Regions from separate parts of the Homo sapiens genome. Here region 1 is linked to region 2. Evidence: chromatin loops called from intact Hi-C (ENCODE). Cell type or tissue: B cell. All regions are shown on one strand. Links, peaks and the distances in the headings refer to the core of each region. The heading gives the core; the rest is flanking DNA. Region 1 has its middle 56 kb from the start of HINT1. Region 2 overlaps CDC42SE2 (CDC42 small effector 2).

Region 1 (5,385 bases), core at 178-5,177, 270 kb before region 2:
AGTCTTGGAAATTGCTAAAACATATTTTAACTGTTCTCATCACAAAAAAAAAAGGTGATAAGTATGTGAGGTAATGCATATGTTAATTAGCTCAATTCAGTCATTCCACAAATTATACATATTTCAAAACAACATGTTGTGCATGATAAATATATACAATTTTTTGTCAGTTAAAATCTTTTAAACAAAAAAATCAACTGGAATTGCACAATATTAAACGTAATAATATCTTTGAACTGGAAATGCCTTTAGAGATCTAAGTAGCACCTTTCAAAGACGAATATGGAAATAATGCCTGGCTAGATTAGAAGACAGAGAGTCTAGGGGTGAGAAGCTAAGTGACAGATGATAAGGGTTTAAACTTAGAGTGATGACTTCAGAAGTCAAGAGGAAGAGTCTAATATGGGAGATGTTATGAAGTACGAACTGACAGACTGATCACGATGTAAAAGGAAGAGAGAGGAATCTACAGTAACATCAGTTTCAACCCTTGGTGAACACAGCGATGATAGTACTCACCATTTTAAAAAAAAAAAAAGTCTTTTTGTGAGTAGGGGTGTAATGATGACAGTTTATGGTCAAGTTCAGCTGAGGTGAACAGAGGATCCAAGTGCATTTCCACCAAGTGGTTGGAGATTTATGACTAGGATTCAGAAGTGTTCAAAGCTAAGGATGTGGATTTGGAAGTCATTTGTATAGAGGAAGTTTCTGCCAATATTGAAACTATGGTCCTACAACAGCTTCTGGCTTCTGAGAAGTCACAGATATTGTGTCTCTTTTATGTGGACACACAAGAAAATCATGCCCTATGTTTTTGTTATCCCAAGAGAGAGAAGAGTAGGCTGAGCATACTCCACAACTAGTATTTTTCATCAAAGAACACAATAAATATAATAAAGTCGATCTGTGTAATGTAAAACAATAAGGACTTCTTCTTATTTGTCTTTGCATTTCCCATGGCTTGCACATAGTAATTGGTTCCCAAAATACTTGTTGATTGAATTCAGATGAAAGCTAGCTTTTAAGATAATTAACATAACTAAAATAGTTATTGAGAACAGTTTACAATGCTCAGTTTTTATCCTATGTAAGTACTGTTGGGAAATAGTAGAAAGCCCAAAGAAACTGGAAAAGGTTGGGTTGTGTATTTCTCAAAATGGAAGGAAAAAGATGAAAATTCTTCCTTTTGTACCCTAATTAATCATTAGCAAAAATTTTGAAACCAAAATATCAACTTTTAATCATTATCATCATTGTTAATCTTCCCAAGCAGTACTTAGATTTGTGCCATAAAATTTAACATCTGCTTATATATTCTTTTCTTTATCCTCAAAATTATAGAAACAAAATTTTAGAACTGGAAAAACCTCACTGCATGATAAAAATTTAGGATGCTAATAGTTGTTCAACATCCGGTATATCTTAGCTCCTGGCCTGAAACTGCACATTTGTGAAGTCTATATTCCTTGCTTGTTTGAAATCTTCCAGGTTAGCAGAATGTTCAGTACATGGTTTTACTGAAGCCTCAAACTCCTGGGCTCAAGCAGTCCTCCCACCTCAGCCTCCTGAATAGCTGAGACTACAGGCACATGCCACCATGCCAGACTATTTTATTTTTTATTTTTTGTAGGGACAGGGGTCTTTCCATATTGCCCAGGCTGATCTCAAACTCCTGCTCTCAAGCAATCATCCCACCTCAGCCCCCAAAAGCACCAGGATTACAGGCATGGGCCACCACACCTAGCCCAATACAATGATATTTAACAAGCACTTTTTGATTTGTACACAGGTCTGCCAAGCAAGAATTTTATTTTATTTTATTTTATTTTATTTTTATTTTTAGACAGAGTCTCACTCTGTCACCCAGGCTGAAATGCAGTGGCACCGTCTTGGCTCATTGTAACCTCCACCTCTCAAGTTCAAACAATTCTCATGCCTCAGCCTCCCCAGTAGCTGGGATTACAGGTGCGCGACCACGCCAACCTAACTTTTGTATTTTTAATAAAGATAGCATTTCACCATGTTGGCCAGGCAAAAGTGATCTGCCTGCCTTGGTCTCCCAAAGTGATGGCATTACAGGTGTGAGCCACCATGCCTGGCCTGCCAAGCAAGACTTTAAACATACAAATGCCTTCCCTCAAAAAACAAAAAAACAAAAACTATATCTTGCTCAAATTAAGAGCTACAAAGCTTTTTTTGACATTAATCAAGTGATAGAAAAATAATGGTGTCAGTGAAGGTCCTAGGCTTTATGGAATAAGGTAGCAAGGTAAATGCTATCTTTTTTTTTTTTATGAGACGGAGTCTCGCTCTGTCGCCCAGGCTGGAGTGCAGTGGTGCAGTCTTGGCTCACTGCAACCTCCGCCACCCGGGTTCAAGCAATTCTCCTGCCTAAGCCTCCCAAGTAGCTGGGACTACAGGCGCGCACTACCACACCTGGCTAATTTTTGTATTTTTAGTAGAGATGGGGTTTCACCATGTTGGCTAGGATGGTCTCGATCTCCTAACCTCGTGATTTGCCCGCCTCTGCCTCCCAAAGTGCTGGGATTACAGGCGTGAGCCACCACACCTGGCCGTAAATGTTATCTTTCAAATAAAGCAAATAGTAAGTGAGTAAGCTTAAAACTAGTCATTTGGGCATTTTGCCCACGTATCCTCATTTATTATACATATTTTTGCATTTTTTTAGTTTACCAGTGTCCTCCCAGAGACCTACCTATAGATTAGTCTAGAAGTCAGACTATAGGGGTAGTTTCAACAAGATGTCTTGATCCCTGTGTAAGGGACATGTGTAAACCTTGTATACATCTCTTTGTAATTTCACTTCTACATTTAAGGAGTGAACAGACCAGCATCAGCATCAAGTTCCTGGTTTCCCAGAAGGATACTTCTGAGTCACAACAGCAAAACCAGCAGTTGTCCCAAGCACAAGGCTAGGATTCTCTCACCTTCCTCAGAGGAATCCATCAGACAAAATGAAAGGCAGTTATATAAACATTCAGAGTAAACATTCAATTGTCCTTCTGATTATGTTGAACACACACACACATACACACATGCACACACAAAGTGGTCAGAGGGCATGGAAGCTTTTCAGGAAAGACTTGTAAATTTAACAAGCACAACTTCAAACAAAGCGTTTCATATTAGACTGCAGAATCCAGTGAAGAATCTGCAGGATTAGTGTTAATTTAATAAATAGTGCTGCTCTGCCCCTCTGTGGGAATACTGAGAAGTGCATGAGAAGATGCACAGAATTCAGAATCAACTAATACAGATACCATTAGTTAGAGAAAGAGGCTAAGTACAAATAAAATCCAGAGGCTTCTCTTCTAATACGAAATCCATGCCAAATATTTATATTTTCTGAGTATAGTGTCACTAGATGCAAAACGATAAGATATAAATGACTTGGAACGTGATTTGCAAATGTCAGTTTTAAATTCATCTACTTTTAAAGTTGAATTCAATGTATCTATATACTTATTTTCTATTTCTTCCACGTGAAATGTCACTCGGTGGTGTATAAAACATGGTTACAAGTTTAAAAGTGAAACACAGGGATAACAGTGATAATTAACATTGATTGAGTGATTGCTATATATCAGGCACCAGGCAAATATTAATTCTTTTAATCTTCATACACAACACTCTGAGGGAGACAGGAAACCTCATGGTATACAGGACACCTCAAAGACCTTTAGGTAAATACATAAGCCCAAGACCACTTCTCAAGTGAGAGTCAGAATCCAAGTCCAAGTATCCTACCTCCCAGTGCAGCATTTATTTCACTTACACAAAGATGTTTGGTTCACAGCCCTGAAGAGAAACCATTTACCAGACTAACCTTGATTAAGAAATGTCTATCAAAACTGAATAAACAGAAAGTATTGCAACTGCATCTGACAATTACATGTTTTCTTCCTACTGTTTTTAATATTGAAAGAAAAAGATGCTGACAAAATTATGAAAAAAAAGCATGACAATTATTTATTCCATTATATATTAAGCAGGCTCACTTTAAAATAAGTTGATTAGCATTAAAGTCTTATCTGAAGGCCCACAATGAACTTGAAATGATTCTACTTTCCCGAAGTTTATATATTTTCCCCCATGATCAAACATAATTAAATCCTGTTTCTAAAATCTAGACATCCATATGAGAGTTCCCAAGGAGTTCCTATGGCTTGGTCTTCACAAGGCATCTACTTTCTGCCTGGTTCCTATTTGTTTGCTTATTTATTTGTTTTTGGATTTTGTTTTGTTTAGTTTTTTTTTTTTGCTTTGGTTTTTGTTTTGTCTAGTGTTTTTGTTTTTGTTTGGTTTTGTTTCTTTTGTCACTATGGAGCTATAACACCAACCATCATTTAGATTTGTAACCTTCAATCTTGTGAAAACGTTTTGAAAACTCCAGGCTAAATTTTTATTTCTTCAGTAAGCTCCTGGAAATCAAGATACTTTATATTTTCAAAAATAAAATTCCTACCCCCAAACTGACTGTGCTCATGGCAGTTTACAACTACTACCAGGAATGAACAAATAAAAGGACTAGGATCAAGTTAACACCGACTTGATAGAACACAGTTTCAAACTTACAAGTGGGTTACAAAAAGTTAATTGGCAAGTCAAATGAATGGAAATTGTGATGGGTTTTCCCATTCATTTACTTATTTTTTTTCTATTTACATTATGGCTTACAAAATAATAAATAATTTTTTTTTTGAGACAGAGTTTTGCTGTTGTTGCCAGGCTGGAGTGCAATGGCACAATCTGGGCTCACCACAACCTCCACCTCCCAGCTTCAAGCGGTTCTCCTGCCTCAGCCTCCCTAGTAGCTGAGATTACAGGCATGTGCCACCATGCCCGGCTAATTTTGTATTTTTAGTACAGACAGGATTTCTCCATGTTGGTGAGGTTGGTCTCAAACTCCCAACCCCAGGTGATCCGCCCGCCTCGGCATCCCAAAGTGCTGGGATTACAGGCATCAGCCACCACGCCCAGCAATAATAAATAAATTTGCAAAAGCTTTTTTTTTTTCTTTCCCATACTGGGTCTTACTCTGTTACCCATGCTGGAGTGCAGTGGCAGGATCTCGACCCACTGCAGCCTCAACCACCTGTGCTCAAGCAATCCTCTCGCCTCAGCCTCCCGAGTAGAGATTGCAGGCACCTGCCACCACGCCCAGCTAATTTTTGTATTTTTAGCAGAGACGAGATTTCGCCATATTTGCCAGGTTGCTCTCGAACTCCTGACCTCAAGTGACCCACACGCCTCAGCCTCCCAGAGTGCTGGGATTACGGGAGCCACCGCGTCTGGCTAATTTTTTATTTTTTTTTTGGAGATGGGTTCTCATTATGTTGCCCAGGCTGGTCTCCAACCCCTTGG
Region 2 (5,385 bases), core at 198-5,197:
AAGGTTCTCACAGTAGCAAATCCTTTGAAATTAACCTGCTTCTCGCCTCCTTGGATATACTCCAAATTGTTTAGTTCATTATCTTTAATAATTATGATGTAATTATGTAAAAAGTTATGGGAAGAGACATTTTGCCTAATGTCCCCTCCACACTAACATAGCAGTTCATTTGGGTCTCTAGTCCTTCACCTTATGCAGAATAAAAGTTAATATTTTAAGGATGCAAGGATTATTCAGATGGTTGACGGTCTTAACAAAGTTTCCTATAAAGAATTTGTTTCCAGGAAACACGGTGACTCTGCTAACGACAACTGTTAATACGTATCAGAGCAGAGTGCACCATTTCCTGTTTTTCTTTGCGGAGGTCTGACTCTGGAATTCCCCTTGTTTGCCCATGACTATTCTTTTTTTTTCTTTTGAAACAGAGTCTCACTCTGGCACCCAGGCTGGAGTGCAGTGGTGTGATCTCGGCTCACTGCAACCTCTCCCCGCCAACCCCCCACCCCAGGTTCAAGTGATTCTTCTGCCTCAGCCTCTCAAGTAGCTGGGATTACAGGTGCCTGCCACCATGCCCAGCTAATTTTTTTTTCTTAAAGAAAATATTTAATTTTCCATAGTTATTGGGGCTACAGGTGGTGTTTGGTTACATGAGTAAGTTCTTTAGTGGTGATTTGTGGATTTTGGTGTACTCATCACCCGAGCAGTGTACACTGCACCATATTTGTAGTCTTTTATAAAACCCTTGCCCCCCTCCCACTCTTCCAGAGCCCCAAGTCCATTTGATCATTCTTATGGCCTAATTTTTGTATTTTTAGTGGAGACAGGGTTTCGCCATGTTGGCCAGGCTGGTCTTGAACTCCTGACCTCAAGTGATCCACCTGCCTCAGCCTCCTGAAGTGCTGGGATTATAGGCATGAGTCACCATGCCCAGCCACCCGTGACTATTATACAGTACCCCAAACAAGTGTGCCATTCTTTAAATGTCCACATTGTGCCTTAAAATACTGCATTTTTATAGTTTAGAATATTTATTTATATTTAAATCCAGGTTTTTGATAGAGTGTTGTAGGAAAGAGTGTAAAGAACACTTCCACCTGTGTCTAGATCCACCTTTCCTGCCTTCTCAGGAACCTTGTAAGGTTGACAATCCATTTTCTTTTTCCTTCTTTTTCTGTACCTCTTTTACTGGATCTTTCCCATTAGAAATTGAGCATAATGAATTCTCTGCCATCTTACAGGGGAAAAATTCAATCTGTTCTCATCTCCTTTTCTCCTTTCAGCCACTGACCTGTCTTCTTCCTGTCCAGAAGGCCAGACTTTTCTCCAGAGTTGTCTCTGTTCTCTTTCTCCATTTTCCACTTCTTAGACCCACCTCAGTCCCCTGCAGCGTGTCTTCTCCTCCTATTACTCCACTGACATAGCACTCACTAAGGTGCCCATTGACTTGATATTGCTGAATCCATTGCACGTATTTGTCTTTAATTGACCTCTCACCACCTTTCAGCTCTGCTCCCTCTTGACACTTGTACACACTGCTGATTTTCCTACTGACTTTCAGGCTGTTTCTTTTTGGCCTTCTTTGATGGCTTCTTCTCTGCCCAACCACAGAAATTTAGTTTGTCTAGGAAATCTCATTAACTTGGCTTTGTTAATGCTGGTGATTCTCAGTCTCTTATCTCCAGTTTGGATTCTCTCAGAACCCAGTGAATTGCACACTCTCTGCTGAAATCTGAAGTCTGTGCATATTTCTTAACTCCTCCCTCTCACTGTTACCAAATCCAGCCTGCAACCAAGTGCTGTTTTTTTTTGTTTTTTTTTTTGTTTTTTTGAGAGAAGTCTCGCTCTTGTCCCCCAGGCCTGAGTGCAATGGCTCGATCTCGGCTCACTGCAACCTCCGCCTCCTGGGTTCAAACGATTCTCCTGTCTCTGCCTCCCAAGTAGCTGGGATTAAGGCACCTGCTACCACGCCTGGCTAATTTTTGTATTTTTGGTAGAGACGGGGTTTCACTGTGTTGGCCAGGCTGGTCTCGAACTCTTGACCTCAGGTGATCCACCCGCCTCGGCCTCCCAAAGTGCTGGGATTACAGGCGTGAGCCACCACATCCGGCCCAAATGCTGTTGATTTTATCCACTGACTACTTCTTGAATCTATCCACTTCTATCTGTGTTATTAGTTGAATCCACATAATCCCTTTTCACCAACATTAATAACTTATTTTGACCTCTTCTAACATGTTTTCCACCTATAGCTATTGTGGAATAGTCTTCTCAAGCTATTTAATCATGTTATTCCTCTGCTTTAAAACACTTTCAATTATTTCCCATTGTTCTTGGGAGGATCACACACTTCAGTCCTTTACAAACTCTATGTGATCTGGTTCTTGCTTATCTTACTATTTTCATCTTAGGTGTTTACCTTTACTATGCTCGCACAACACAGTTGCTCCTTTCAGTTTCTGGACAGCTGAGTTCCCTCAGCCTTGGGGAGCGAAGGACTGAAAGCTTCTTTCATATCTCACAAACTGTTAGATTAGATGCCATGAAGAAACCTTCCAATACTAAGGTGTGACTCCCAGCTCAGTATAGTTCAAGCTGAAAAATACTCACTATTATTTTCACATTCATATATATTAGTTATCTAATAACACAGTATGATAGAAGTAAGCTGAAGTCTTCCCATCCTTTGCTTTTCAGTGTCAGAGTAGCTTCTTGGGAACTAGTTTTGTTATCAGCTTTTGAATATTCTCAGTAATCATGTTTGCTGAATTATTGTTTGTGAGTATGTGTTAATACCCTTCTTTCACAAGCATATCTATTCATTCTTTTTGGGTGAGATGGGTGGTGGCCTGAGCACACTATGGTTTCTGTTCTCCCCCAACACAGTCCTGCAGTAACTCAACAGAATAAATCACTTAATATGGAGGTATAGACCAAGTGGAGCCTTTTGGCAAGCTCTAAACACACCCTTCTGGAGGAAATGATGCAGAATGAGAACTGTTAGGAGTTGCTTCTGCAGGTTCACAGGACAAGGGTTGATCAAGACTCCTCCTAGTGGTCTGGAAGTAGGTACCAGGAAGTATTCTCTGGTACCACCTCCTCCCCTGCTTGAGAGAGCCAAGTGGCTCTCTCTGCATATCAGAAGCAGTTATCTTGACATGTTTACTGCAAACGCCTGGGGAAGAGTCTGGTGTCCTGCAGATGCCACTGTCCTGTGGAACTGTGACAAGAACCTAGAAGCTTCCCTCTCTACCTGTCAGTTAAGTGGCTCACTGGGGAAGAAATCCCAATAATTTGTCCTGCCCACATGCTGAGAAAATTCGTATCCTGTGATGGTAAAGATTACATTTCTGGACCTGCCCAAATAGCTTCCTAATAAGGAAATTTAGTGGAAATGTAATAATATATTATTAAGAAGAGAAAAAGGCACAAAACTGTTAACATCTTTTTTCCCTACTTTATTCCTAAAAAAGATAAGTTAGCATTGTTTAAGGCTAATTCATAGAATTATGCTTTATCATTCCAAACAAAAATAGTATGAAGAGAAGTATGTTGAATGGGGTGGTTGGAAATAGACAAACTGAGTCTGTGAAAAAGATGGGGAACAGAGGAAAAGACCAGTGCATTGCTGGCATGCAGCACTCCAGATCAAAGGATGGTTGTGGGTGTCAAGTCTGCCATTAGGGGCAGGGAGTCTTTGTATGAGGCACCTCTAAGATCATCAGAGGGAGCAGTATGCGAGAAAAAGATAGCAGGAAACCAGTGCATTGTGCTAGGAAATAGAAAAATTAAAACACATAGACAAAAGCCTCTTTTGACTTTATGATACCATTTTAACCTGCAAGTTTTATGATTCTGTGGAACAGGGCCCCAAAAGACAGACAGTTTCTTACCAACTTTCAAAAAAAGGCTTGAAGTAAAACTAAAGTTGTTCAAATAAAGAAATGAGAGTTCTTTGTTCCCTAGTGTTATAGACTTATAATTTATATAGTTAAGTGTTTTTAGGGAAAAGAGTGAAAAACTATAATAATACAACTTTTTCAGAGATTAAAAAATGTTGCAATGACATGTCATAACAGCCTCTGAAAAATAACCATAATGGAAAAAATGAAATTATGTGGCTACTACTGAAAAAATCTAGAGCTGGGGTCAGCAGACTACTACTTTTACAGGCTAAATCTAGCCTGTCACCTGTTTTTGTAAATAAATTTTTACCATAACACAGCTATACTCATTTAATTTCATGTGCTCTGCAGCTGCTTTCATGCTACAATAGCAGAGTTGAGTCAAAGCTACAGTGGAGATTGTATTTGGCCTGCAAGGTTATAATATTTACTATCTAGCTTGGACCTCTGAAGAGGATAAAGCAGAGTTACTTTTCAATGCAGTGAAATTATAAAGAGAAATAAAGGATGAAAATATAAGAAACTTGGAAGATTATAGACACACACATGTTCAAATGTCCACATAGGCAGGAACTCCAGAAATAGCAAAATGAACACATGGAGCAATTATCAAGGAACTAACAGAATAAAACTTTTCTAAGATACAGAAAACCTGTGTTCAGATAACCGTGTGCCACGCAGAATTACTGGAAGGAAAACCCAACAAACTTGGAGATGGTCTAATGTCATTGCTGAATTCTAAGGATGAATAACATAAATATTTCAAAGGAAAAGCGTCAGGGTTTTTTGTGGTTGTTGTTTCTATCTATGACAATATAAACGAGAGGACAGTAAAACAATGTATATGGACTTCTAAAATATATGCATGGGCTCGCCACTTTTGTGGTTTTGTAGAAAGTCATGTTTTCACCCTGAGGAGCTGTCATATGGGACTCTCGTGATAAAATTTTAGGGTTTATCAGGATCATGCCAGCGTTTCAGTAGATAAGGACATAAAAGTGTTATGTTCAAAGGCAGCTAATCCAGCAAGTTTGTAACTCTGCTTGGTTTTGAGGGAAGCTGCAATTTCAGGAGAAGTATACTATTGACAGTAAACTGGGATAAGCAGAGCCCCATAGTAGGACACTAACCCAACGTGGCCAGTGGTCTCTCCCAATAACATTATCATATCTAAGGGATCATGGAAAACAGGACAGATCTAAGATAATCTTCATATCTGGAAAACTCTTAGATAATCAGTGAAACACAGCAGTACAGTCAGGAAATATCTCTAAGGGGTAGATGAGCATATTGGTCAGAACAGGGACACCAGCTGGTGGCTAAAGTTACTGGAAAATGGGGCTCAGCACCCCATGAGAAGTGCTTTTCAAAAATTAGGAAGAGTCAGCCAGGCGTAGTGGTGCGTGCCTGTAATCCCAGCTACTTGGGAGCTGAGGTGCGAGGATTGCTTGAGCCCAGTTAAAAGACCAGCCTGGGTAACATA

Evidence for each region. Peaks named below come from ENCODE experiments on the same cell type or tissue, not always from the same donor. Only the 100,000 strongest peaks of a DNase experiment are listed, where the experiment ranks them.
Region 1: a loop joins it to region 2, with 4 times the contacts of the local background. A loop is called at or near these places in 6 of 110 quality-filtered maps.

What each region holds. Positions count from the first base shown.
Region 1 is chr5:131,106,954-131,112,338 of GRCh38, forward strand. No RefSeq gene overlaps it. Among named protein-coding and RNA genes, the nearest start is that of HINT1, 56 kb to the right of the region's middle. RefSeq lists an enhancer at 5,040-5,385. In B cell, for the core only: CTCF peaks have their summits at 3,223 and 3,428; a DNase peak (open chromatin) is centred at 3,208.
Region 2 is chr5:131,379,514-131,384,898 of GRCh38, forward strand. All of the region lies in intron 3 of CDC42SE2 (CDC42 small effector 2), which reads left to right. Among named protein-coding and RNA genes, the nearest start is that of CDC42SE2, 120 kb to the left of the region's middle. RefSeq lists enhancers at 271-500, 551-600. In B cell, for the core only: a CTCF peak has its summit at 3,040; DNase peaks (open chromatin) are centred at 358, 1,512, 2,408 and 3,008; H3K4me3 peaks cover 2,412 bases; H3K27ac peaks cover 4,775 bases.